2 separate regions of the Homo sapiens genome follow, and region 2 is linked to region 1. Evidence: chromatin loops called from intact Hi-C (ENCODE). Cell type or tissue: OCI-LY7. All regions are shown on one strand. Links, peaks and the distances in the headings refer to the core of each region. The heading gives the core; the rest is flanking DNA. Region 1 overlaps LOC101927902 (a long non-coding RNA gene). Region 2 has its middle 41 kb from the start of SYPL1.

The links. Hi-C counts contacts between places; a loop is a spot of excess contacts. Peaks named below come from ENCODE experiments on the same cell type or tissue, not always from the same donor. Only the 100,000 strongest peaks of a DNase experiment are listed, where the experiment ranks them.
Region 2: a loop joins it to region 1, with 8 times the contacts of the local background. A loop is called at or near these places in 2 of 110 quality-filtered maps.

The regions. Positions count from the first base shown.
Region 1 is chr7:104,943,197-104,948,573 of GRCh38, reverse strand. The region is part of intron 1 of LOC101927902 (a long non-coding RNA gene); the gene reads right to left. Among named protein-coding and RNA genes, the nearest start is that of LHFPL3-AS2, 19 kb to the right of the region's middle. RefSeq lists enhancers at 2,916-2,985, 3,218-3,512, 3,306-3,615, 3,926-3,975, 4,616-4,675. In OCI-LY7, for the core only: CTCF peaks have their summits at 3,223 and 3,423; DNase peaks (open chromatin) are centred at 336, 3,333, 4,113 and 4,913; H3K4me3 peaks cover 3,286 bases; H3K27ac peaks cover 4,930 bases.
Region 2 is chr7:106,151,005-106,156,381 of GRCh38, reverse strand. No RefSeq gene overlaps it. Among named protein-coding and RNA genes, the nearest start is that of SYPL1, 41 kb to the right of the region's middle. RefSeq lists an enhancer at 18-167 and a silencer at 1,101-1,150. In OCI-LY7, for the core only: CTCF peaks have their summits at 1,275 (motif pointing right) and 2,338 (motif pointing right); DNase peaks (open chromatin) are centred at 2,351, 3,011 and 3,351; H3K4me3 peaks cover 690 bases; H3K27ac peaks cover 1,116 bases.

The DNA of each region.
Region 1 (5,377 bases), core at 315-5,314:
CCAGGGTCTACATCTATCCCTGTCTCAAAGTGGGCTATTTCTATAACTTACCCTGATCGTTAAGGTATTACATTTTTCATTTTTTCTTATCTCACTTTGCATGAGAAATAGAGTATAAATAACTCAAGCTCCCATATTCAAAATAACAGGCATCGAGGGGCTTTTGAAGGGAAAAAAAAAAGCAGCAATCAACATTTCTGTGGGTTCCTTATTCAGCAACCTGTGGTCCACCTCCAACCCTCCACCAAGAAGACCAGTCAACGATTATACAAATGCCTCTAGTTCCGTATTCCATAGATTTGCCCTACCTAGATCTACAAAAAAAGTGAGACCACATCCCCTTAGGCAGCATCTTACCATTGCTGTGTGTTGAGGCACCTGCTCCATTCACTTACATATTCAACAAATATTTTATAAATGTGTACTATGTACCACATGTTGTGCCAGGTGCTGAAGACAAAGCAGTGGGTGAGATAAATCCAGCATCTATCCTCCTGCAGTTCAGACAGTGGCTCTTAGCTTCTGTGATTGGCTGAAGCCATTTTTGTTCAACACATGAAAGAGCACTTAAATATTCTTTCCCAAAGACCTCACAGCTTCAAAAATACCAAAATACCACCATCTTCCCAAGGTGAACACTAGACTGTGAGTTTCTCCTCATTTTATGGAAAGTGATGGGAAAACACCCAGATGATTTTGCAGTACTCCTGGTGCTTCATTCTCAGGGGCAAAATTGGGCATAAAACCTAGGTATCTAGATCGTGTCTGCAAAGGAAGCAATTGCTCTAATTCTGATAATCGGCCTTTCCTTTACATGCCTCTGAGACAGGGTCTTGCTCTGTCGCCCAGGCTGGAGTGCAGTGCCACAATCTCGGTTCACTGCAACCTCTGCCTCCTGGGTTTAAGCGATTCTCAGGCCTCAGCCTCCAGAGTAGCTGGGATTACAGGTACACACCACCACACCCAGCTAATTTTTGTATTTTTGGTAGAGATGGGGTTTCATCATGTTTGCCAGCCTGGCCTCAAACTCCTGGCCTCAAGCAATCTGCTCGCCTCGGTCTCCCAAACTGCTGGGATTACAGGCGTGAGCCACCGTGCCCAGCCTACATGCCTCTTCTAAATCAATCATGTTTCATGATTGCAAATTTTGCATTTATTTTGTGCTGGACTCCCAAGTTCTTTTATAATAAACAATAGTCACCATTTATTAAATATTCACTAGGTTCCAGGCATCCAGGCTAAGCCCTTTACACTAAATCATGTAGTCTTCCCAATTATAAGTACCATCATGGTAGCCATTGTATAGAGGAGAACACTGAGGCTTAGAGAGGGTCAATAAAATTCCCGAGGTCACACATCTAATAAGAGCAGACATGATTAGAGAAGTCACATCAATAGAGGTACAGAAGTCTCTGGTATGATGAATAAGCTATAGCTCAAGTATTAATAGTAATCATTAACTTCTTTTTTCTTTTTTTTTTTTTTTTGAGATGGAGTCTCTGTTGCCCAGGCTGGAGTGCAGTGGCACAATCTTGGCTCACTGCAACCTCCACCCCCCAGGTTCAAGTGATTCTCCTGCCTCAGCCTCCAGAGAAGCTGGGATTACAGTGGCCACCACCATGCCCAGCTAATTTTTGTATTTTTAATAGAGATGGGTTTTTGCCATGTTGGTCAGGCTGGTCTCAAACTTCTGACCTCAGGTGATCCTCCCACCTCGGCCTCCCAAAGTGCTGGCATTACAGGCATGCATGAGCCACTGCGCTCGGCCTGTAATCACTAACTTCTATTGAGCATTTACTATTGTGCCAGGTACTAAGTGCTTTACGTATATTTATTAGAAGGGAAAAAGATTCTTCCTCATCCCTTACATTTCCTTCCATGTGGAAGAAGCTTCTCTGGCATGAGATTTCTGACCTGTCTCCCTGCTCTTTGACTCATTCCTGCCCAGGAGGGTGGTGGTGGTGGTGAAGAGGGTGGTACAGGAAGAGGAGCAACTTCTCAATGGAGACGCTGGGGAGGAACTGGAGATGCATAGCTCAGCCCATCTCTGTCCTCTTGGCAGCCATCCTCCTCCAGAGCATGCTTTGGGCTCTGCTCTCCCAGGCTCCACTGTTTACAGGGACAGTTTCCAACTGGGGGGCATGCCCCAGCCTGCGTGGGTACCCTGCCTAATTCTGGCATTCACTTACCCACAAATGTAAACCATGGACTCCTATATAAAATGTATCAGTGATAAAGTTGATGTTTTGATCCCATTTGCTTTTTTTTTTTTTTTTTTTTTGAGATGAAGTCTCGTTCTGTCACCCAGGCTGGAATGCAGTGGGGTGATCTCGGCTCACTGCAACCTCCACTTCCTGGGTTCAAGTGATTCTACTGCCTCAGCCTTCCGAGTAGCTGGGATTACAGGTGTGTACTACCACACCCAGATAATTTTTGTATTTTCAGTAGAGACAGGGTTTCTCCATGTTGGCCAGGCTGGTCTTGAATTCCTGACCTCAAGTGATCTGCTTGCCTTGGCCTCCTAAAGTGCTGGGATTACAGGAGAGAGCCACTGCTCCTGGCCAATCCCATTTGTTTTTATTTCTCCTTGCCCAGCTCTTAATTACTCAGAACTTGGGAAGGGAAGAGAGGTTTCCTCTATTATAGTCTCTCAAATCTCCAAACTATTAACTCATTTAATCCTAACAAAAATTCCATTAGAGGACAGGGAGCAATGGCTCATGCCTGTAATCCTAGCACTTGAGAGGTGCAGTTGGGAGGATCTCTTGAGGCCAGGAGTTCAAGACCATCCTGGGCAACATAGTGAGACCCTGTCTCTACCAAAAATTAAAAGAAAAAAAGAATTCCATTAGAAAAGTACTCTTATTATCCTCTCAGATGAGGAAACTGAGCATTTGGCCTTTTGGTTGAAATACAAATATTTGCTCTCAGTCCAGGATCAGATGAAATTAAAGCATATAAGAGTGTTTGCAAACTGTTAAAGCTATGTATACAGAAGGCAATGAGGGTGGTGGTTCTGGCTTTCACACCCACTGGCAGTAGGACTCTGAGCAAGTACTTTCCGGACTTTAGTTCCTTTATCAGGAAAGTGAGGGGTGGGAGAGGCTGATCTGTGCAGATCCTTCCTGTTCTAACGCCTGTGACCACGAATCAGTGATGACTAGCCATTGACTGTTTTCTCCTGGCTTCCTCTGCGTCATTGAGGACTTTTGGATGCTGACTTTTCCCGATTGAGCTAGGCCCAGTCCCTGGGGAACACAGGCCACCTGAAACTCCCCCTCGTTGAATGGGCTGGGCTCAGTCATCTGAGGTTTGCTGCTCGGTTGCCTTTGGTTGCTGCAGCAACATAACACACGCCCACACTTCCGTTTCTGAGAGTGCGATGAAGGCTGATCTCCTCCTGTCGGCCACAGGGGCTCTCCCAGGCCCTGCCGCTCACAGTACTTCCTGGCTTCCTCACAAGGCCACCCGAGGGGAGGGGAAAGAAACCCACTAGTCATTCCTCGGGGGTTGTGGGAGTTGAAGTGAATACTTCCCCGGAAAAAAAAAAAAAAGGCACATCTCCATCAGGTCAGCACTGAGGGGCTAAAATCTCAAGAGATTCAGACTCAGTATTAAGAGACTGATTTGGCTGGGCGCAGTGGCTCATGCCTGTAATCCCAACACTTTGGGACGCCGAGGCGGGCGGATCGCCTGAGGTCAGGAGTTTGAGACCAGCCTGGGCAACATGGTGAAACTCCGTCTCTACTAAAAATACAAAAAATTAGCTGGGTGTAGTGGCAGGCACCTGTGATCCCAGCTACTCGGGAGGCTGAGGCAGGAGAACTCCTTGAACCCGGGAGGTGGAGGTTGCCGTGAGCCAAGATAGTGCCACTGCACTCCAGCCTGGGCGACAGAGTGAGACTCTGTCTCAAAAAAAATAAAATAAAATAAAGACTGATTTAGAACAGTGTTTGTGAACAGGATTTCTGCTTGCTGACGCCGTTGGAAGAGCCTGTGTTTTTGAAATGATTGACGTCATGAAATCTAGTTTGGTCACCAGGATATGGGGTTGACAAAGACCTTGTGGCAGGCCTTTACTATAAGTTTCATCTAATTCTGAAATTCAGTGCTTTCACACCGGAAGTGAGCAAAATAACAAAGAACAGAAAGTGGAAAAAACATTCTGACCTAGTGGAAACTATCTTTTGCCCACCTGCATTCCTGCAAAATAGCAGTCAAATTAGCCCAGATATCTACCTTTGAGGGGGTCCCCAGATGGTGTATCTCCCAAAGGGATTTTGTCGATGAATTTAACGCCCCAGTTATTCAGAAGAGAGTTCTAAAGGCATTATTAGAGGAACCTGAGGTTGTTTCTCTCTGCCTCCATAACAAAATAGCTCACTCTTTTGCACACCTGAATAAAGAAACTACACTGGGATCAGGAAATAAGGGCAGAGCCAGGGCAAATTCCGAACCAATGCAAGAAAACCTTTAAATGCAATTGCCCGGATAGTTCTCCCATTGAGAGGAACAGGATGTGTGCTGGCTTTAGCCAAGAGGAATGGGCTAGATAAGATGAGCATAGATTTTGAACATGCAAAAGGGTGAGGTGACCAGAGGGAAAAGGCGAGCAGCCAGGATAAGAAGACTCCTCTGTCCTTCTGACCCTTGCCCTCACAGGACCTGCTCCTACCAGCAACCAGCAGACACTTCCTCACTTAGGTGGGGGACTGAGGCTGTGGCCCTTGATGGCATTGTTCCCAGAATGGAAAATGTGGGTGTTGGCAACCATATCAAAGGCCTCTGATTGTTTAGAAACCTTTACAGCTCTGATCACCAGACCGCAAAGCCCAAGGGCCGTTCAAGGCCTGTGGAAACTTTGGAACAATAGACTTGGCCCCCTGCCTATCTGTTTTCGTGGCTTTCTGAAAGAGGTAGACGGGGCCTCCAGCCACTCTACGCTCCAGCCCAACCATCAACCTATCAATCTTCTTCAAGCCGGTTCTCACAAGCCAGCACTGGTTAGAGATCGGAGCTGAGATGAGTGCACTCTGCTCTTCAGAGACTGAGACTAGATTGAGAAGAAGGAGGTACCGGATCAGCGTACAAAGTCCAATGGGTGCCAAAAGACTCAGCAACCATGATAAACAATATTTTAATGCAACCACTAAAAAATAAAAATAAAAAATTATCCACGATGAACAAAATATCAAAAATTTTAAAAGAACTGCACTAAAATATTTATCTTGTTTACTGAGTTTTTTGGCGGCCCCTTAAATTTTGCACCCATGGGCCCGGCATTGTGGCTCACACCTGTAATCCCAACACTTTGGGAGGCTGAGGTGGGTGGATCACCTGAGGTCAGGAGTTCAAGACCAGCCTGGCCAACACAGTG
Region 2 (5,377 bases), core at 204-5,203, 1.2 Mb before region 1:
AATTCTCCTTACTATCCTCTTCAGCGTATTAGGTTTATTTCTTGCTCACTCCTGCCATCAGATTGTAGCCTGTTGGGTTCTCATCCTTAGGCAGAAGAGTCTCCTAACAAAGACTCACTCCTTGGGCAAGCCCTAGCCTCATCGTCTACCCTCTGATCTCCCCTGCAACTATCAAAAAGGAAGCTGAAAGTCTCCTGTCTGTAGCGGAAACCCTCGGTATTACTTCACAGAATTCCTGCTTCCTTCTTGTTTTTTGACCTCTCCAGATTTCTTTCAAAGAAGCTCAGCATTACATGTTTTAAATATGTTGTTTTGTCTAGCATTTTGCTTCCAGTTTTCCAGTGGAAGATAATTTAGAGTGTTTAATCTTCCATATGGACAGAAACAGCTATCCCACCCCATGAGGAGTAGGTCACTGGAAGAGTGGCAGGTGGGGTAGGGGTCCTCTGATTACGTCCACAAGTGGCCAGTGGCCAGTAGTTCTGGGCCACTATTCCTGGGGCCAGTTTGGCCTCTGCAAGATTCTGAGAGAGCCAATTACTAAGGGCTCAGCCTTAGGAGGATGTGACTATCCAAAACTACACAAGATGCTTAGAATTACCTTTTTCTAAAGAACTGCTGCCATGGCAAAGCTTCTCCTTATAGATGTATTCTAACTAACAAATGAAACAACAAAGAGATTATTGTTTCCGAATATCACCGTTTTGCAACGGCCAATGAGTTAGTCCACGTAGACATTGAGAATCGATGGCTGCTAACATCATGCACATAAAAGAGAGATTACGAGATGAAAGAAGCCTCACCACCTAGCATCTTACCAAGGGCTCAAGCCTGAAGGTGAGCCAGCCTCTGGATCCAGCTGCCCATCTGCAGGATCACAAAGGTCAGAGGAACATGAGAGATGACCACGTACACGCAATCTAAGATCCAGATCACAGGTCAAGTGGCCCAGATTCTTAAGCCCATACATTTAAAGGGAAAGGAAAAGATGGAGGGGAACACGTAAATTAAAAATAACTTGAGGACACATGACAATATTCAAAAGGAGGAACAATATTAAACTACAGTGTCTATGGCTACACATTTAGATGACAAACTAGAAAGAAATGCAAATAAGTAATTGCTATAAAAGTCAGAACGGTGGTTACTTACGGGTGTGGGAGGCTGCTGTGTTTGGGTGTCCACGTTGCAATCATTAAGCTATACTTGTCTTTTGTGTGGTTTTCTATAGCTGGTTTTATTTCATAGTAAAAAGGGTTTTGTTAAACAGTCAGAAGGGGGCAGTTATTCCTATCTCAAAATATTATCTCACTGCTCAGTCTTTACTGGTCCAACCCTACCTGAAGTATTCAATAGCTTTTTGAATTAGACTCTAAGGAACCCAAGGCAACCTGACAACACTCTTTCCAAACATATGGGCACAGATACACAGTTCTTTATACACACACACTTACATATACACAGCATTCTTCCCTCCTGCTGAGACCTCATCCCTCTTGTCCTCTCCCCAAAATGTTGCACCTCCTCAGCAGCCTGGCTGCATCGGCTGCTTTTCCACAACCTCCCTGATCTCTAGCTGAATGTGAGCCTATCACTATCTGGTGCTCTCTCATGGGATATATCTGGATCTGTCTCATTTTGTAATGACTTCCCCTCCTTCTGAGTTATATGATTATAAACTCCTGCAAGCAGAGAGTACATAACTTGTTTCATGTGTCCCTTTTAGTATGCGCACAATATTTTGCACAATATGGCCATTGAGAAGCATTTCTTGTTAAGTACAAGAAATTTACGGTCTTTCTTGTCTGGTAATTAAGTTAAAAAGCAACTGATGTCTCTATCATTGCCTTTTTTTTTTTTTTTCTTTTCTGAGACAGAGTCTCGCTCTGTCGCCAAGCTGCAGTGGCACCATCTCAGCTCACTGCAACCTCCCCTCCTGGGTTCAAGCAATTCCCCTGCCTCCGCCTCCAGAGTAGCTGGGACTACAGGAGCGCGCCACCACACCTGGCAATTTTTTTTTTTTTTTAGTAGAGACGGGATTTCACCATGTTGGCCGGGATGGTCTGGATCTTCTGACCTCGTGATCCACCTGCCTTGGCCTCCCAAAGTGCTGGGATTACAGGCGTGAACCACTGCGCCCGACCCTATCATTGCTTTTTTAACAGTCATGTTGCTCATTCTGTGTTAACGGAGCATTGATTTTACTTAGCATTCAGTTCTAAGTCACAAAGGTCTGTAATTTGCTTGTCAGCTTCTCTCTGTTAACAGGCCAAAAAGAAGTACCAGGAATTGGCCAAAGCTTTGAGGATAAGCACTAGTGGTGTTGGCAGCGACATTCCAGCAGAGAGCAGCAGAGGGCTGAGCGCTGGGCAGCTGCCTGCTGCAGGGCTCCTTGCTCCCAGGAATGTATTTGAGAGATGAGGCAAGGCGGGCGGGCGCACCCCAGGAAATCTCCTATTTCAAGGCAGAAAATGTCTAGAATCAGAGAACAAGAAAAGCTAGAATGTACCATGAGCCTCTTTGATCTGAAAGAGATCATAGTTCTGATGGGATCTGTACTTGTTCTAAGTTCAGCCTCTGCTGGGGGTGGGGGTCAGCCTTGTTTTTTTGGTTGGTTGGTTGGTTTTGAAACGGAGTCTCTCTCTGTCGCCCACGCTGGATTGCAGTGGCACGATCTCAGTTTACTGCAACCTCTGCCTCCCGGGTTCAAGCGATTCTCCTGCCTCAGCCTCCCGAGTAGTTGGGATTACAGGCATGCACCACCACACCCAGCTAATTTTTGTATTTTTAGTAGGGACGGGGTTTCACCACGTTGGCCACTCTGGTCTTCAACTCCTGACCTCAAGTGATCCGCCCGCGTTGACCTCCCAAAGTGCTGGGATTACAGGCGTCAGCCAGGGCACCTGGTCTGTTTTTTGTTTTGTTTTAACATAACATCCTGAAGCAACCTTCCTCCTGACTCAGCATCTGCCTCCTGGAAAGCCACCTTCCTTCCTCTGAGGGGCAGCTTCTCCTCTGTTCTCTGAGAGAGGAGCCAGTGCTTTGATGCAGCCTTATGGTTTTTCTTTTGTGGACTGCCCCTAATTGCAGCAGTCAGCAAGTTCTTTGCAGGGAAGGGCTGACTCACCTGCATTTTGGAAGAAGCCATCCTTATTTTCAGGCACAGAGAACATCTATTAGCCCAAAATGTCTTCCAAATTTCAAGGAGTACATGTTTCAAAAGGAATTGTCATCACAGTTTTACTCCAAGCAGTTGGCTTCCAAGAAGCCTGTCTCTGGCCATTGGGGATGTTAAAATAACCTAAATTTGGCCTGAGGAAGCCTTTGCACCCAAGTCCTTACTTAACTAACTGCAGGCAGCCTGGCTTACTAATCTAATTGAAAGCCTAAATTTAGGAGTATGCTTTTGTAAAAAATAGCTGAGTCTCCGCCATCACGGCAACTGAGCTTCCTTCAATCCCTGGCTGCCAACGATCAAATAAGGCAAACGCTGAGCCGGAACCAGTTAAGCCCTATATGTACCTCACTTCTGTTTTCCGTGCATCCATAACACTTGATCACATTGTTGACCATGTTCTTAGAACCCGTTCTGAATCAGAGGGCTGCCTGATTCACATGTCATGTGTTTTTGTTTTCTGAGTTTTTGTTTTTTTCTCACTTAAACTCTGCTAAACTTGTCTAAGGTTTTTCTTTTTAACAGGGTCTCTGGAACTCACTGCTCAAAGATCTTCCCTCTTGTTTATTGAAAGGTGACAGGTCCCCTCTAAAAACTGCAAGGTCAAGTATGTCTGTGACTTTAGCGACTGTCAAAAGAATGCAGGCAGGCCCAACTGAGTGGGGACACAAGGAAATATAGGGGATGACAAACAAGAACCGTCAGCTCTTGTGCCAGCTTCCTACGTACCGTCTGTGTTGGAACAATCACCCAGGTACTGACAGGTGCCAGCCTAGCTGCAGAGCAGGCTAACCCCAACCCCACCAAGCCCTGAGGGTGAACGTGGAGCAAGAACCTGGCTCACCAACTACAGCAAAAGAACCGTCTTGTTGAGCAAACTCTTCCCATGGGACTGTATAATACCTTTGGTTTCCCAACTTTTTACAAATTTACCTTGATCCTGAAATCTCTGCAGCACTTAAAGATTATGGACTTTTCTGTGAGAATCAGAGCTTTTGGACTATGTGACAGTACTTGTTGCCTGCTCAAAGTCTATTCTTCCTCCTTCCTTAGTGAGAGAACTTTGGACAGTATGTTTGTTTAAAAAGAAACAACAACAAAAAACTGCATTCCAAGCCTCTTGCACAGATTAATGTCACTAAATATGCCGGCGAGCCTGGGGATGAGGCCTTTTGGGAGGTGCATCTGCCCCTGTCCCTGTCCGATCCTGACTGAAACAGGGACACGGCCACAGCAGGGATGGTCCAGCAGTCATCTTGTGAGCTCAGTGCTGACAGCCACCCACAGGAGTGGCAGGCATACACAGGAGGGGTTGACACCAGTAACCTTTTGGAGCCACCATACCTGCCTCAACTCCTCCCTCCTTCTGTTACTGGAGAAAATAACTGAAACATTTATTCCCTAATTTTCTTAAGTCACTGACATCAACCCCCACCACTATAAGTGGCAGGAGGTTACCCTGCCCCATGCATTGTAAGCATCCAGTTAACAGTCACAGAGAAAACCCAGATGGAAGAAAGACACCCTCTTGCCTTTCCCTGATCGAGATAGGCAGCATCTGTTTTTGTTTCTCTTCCCCATATTGAAACAGAAATAACATTAGAACCTTAGAGTAAGGGGGCCAGAGGGTCTGGAGAGAGCTTCGCATCTTAGAGGCTGGGCAGTGACCAACCTGTGTAGGGAACAGAGTGAGGCCCTACCATCAACGCCAACTCTAGGAGGAACACCCCAGCTGGCCTCCCTGCCCTGTCCTCCACCCCCACAAGTTACATCTGAAGTTGAGGGAGGTGCAGCCAAATGATGCTCCTTCTCTTTTTATTTAAATTGTAAACATAAACTCATTTAACCAGAAAGTTATGCAGATACATAGTACAAATACAAAAAAAAATAGAGGAACATCAAAAGTGCTAATAATTCCACCCAAAGACAATTTCTTTTTAAAGCTGCAGAAATAACCTTCCAGATCTTTTCGGATATACATATATACAAATACATATTTATCATTAAATGGGATAATACTATAGATAGAATAGTGTGATTGTAAGTGTGCAATTCCAACCCGTCAACAATACATTGCTATTTTAATGTAACTAGAGTTGCCTGCCCTTCTGTCTGGCTCCACTGACATACCAGACTTAGGTCTGCCCTCCCATGCCACCACCAGTCCATCTCCATTTCTAAAAGGGCTTGAGAGGTGGTGGC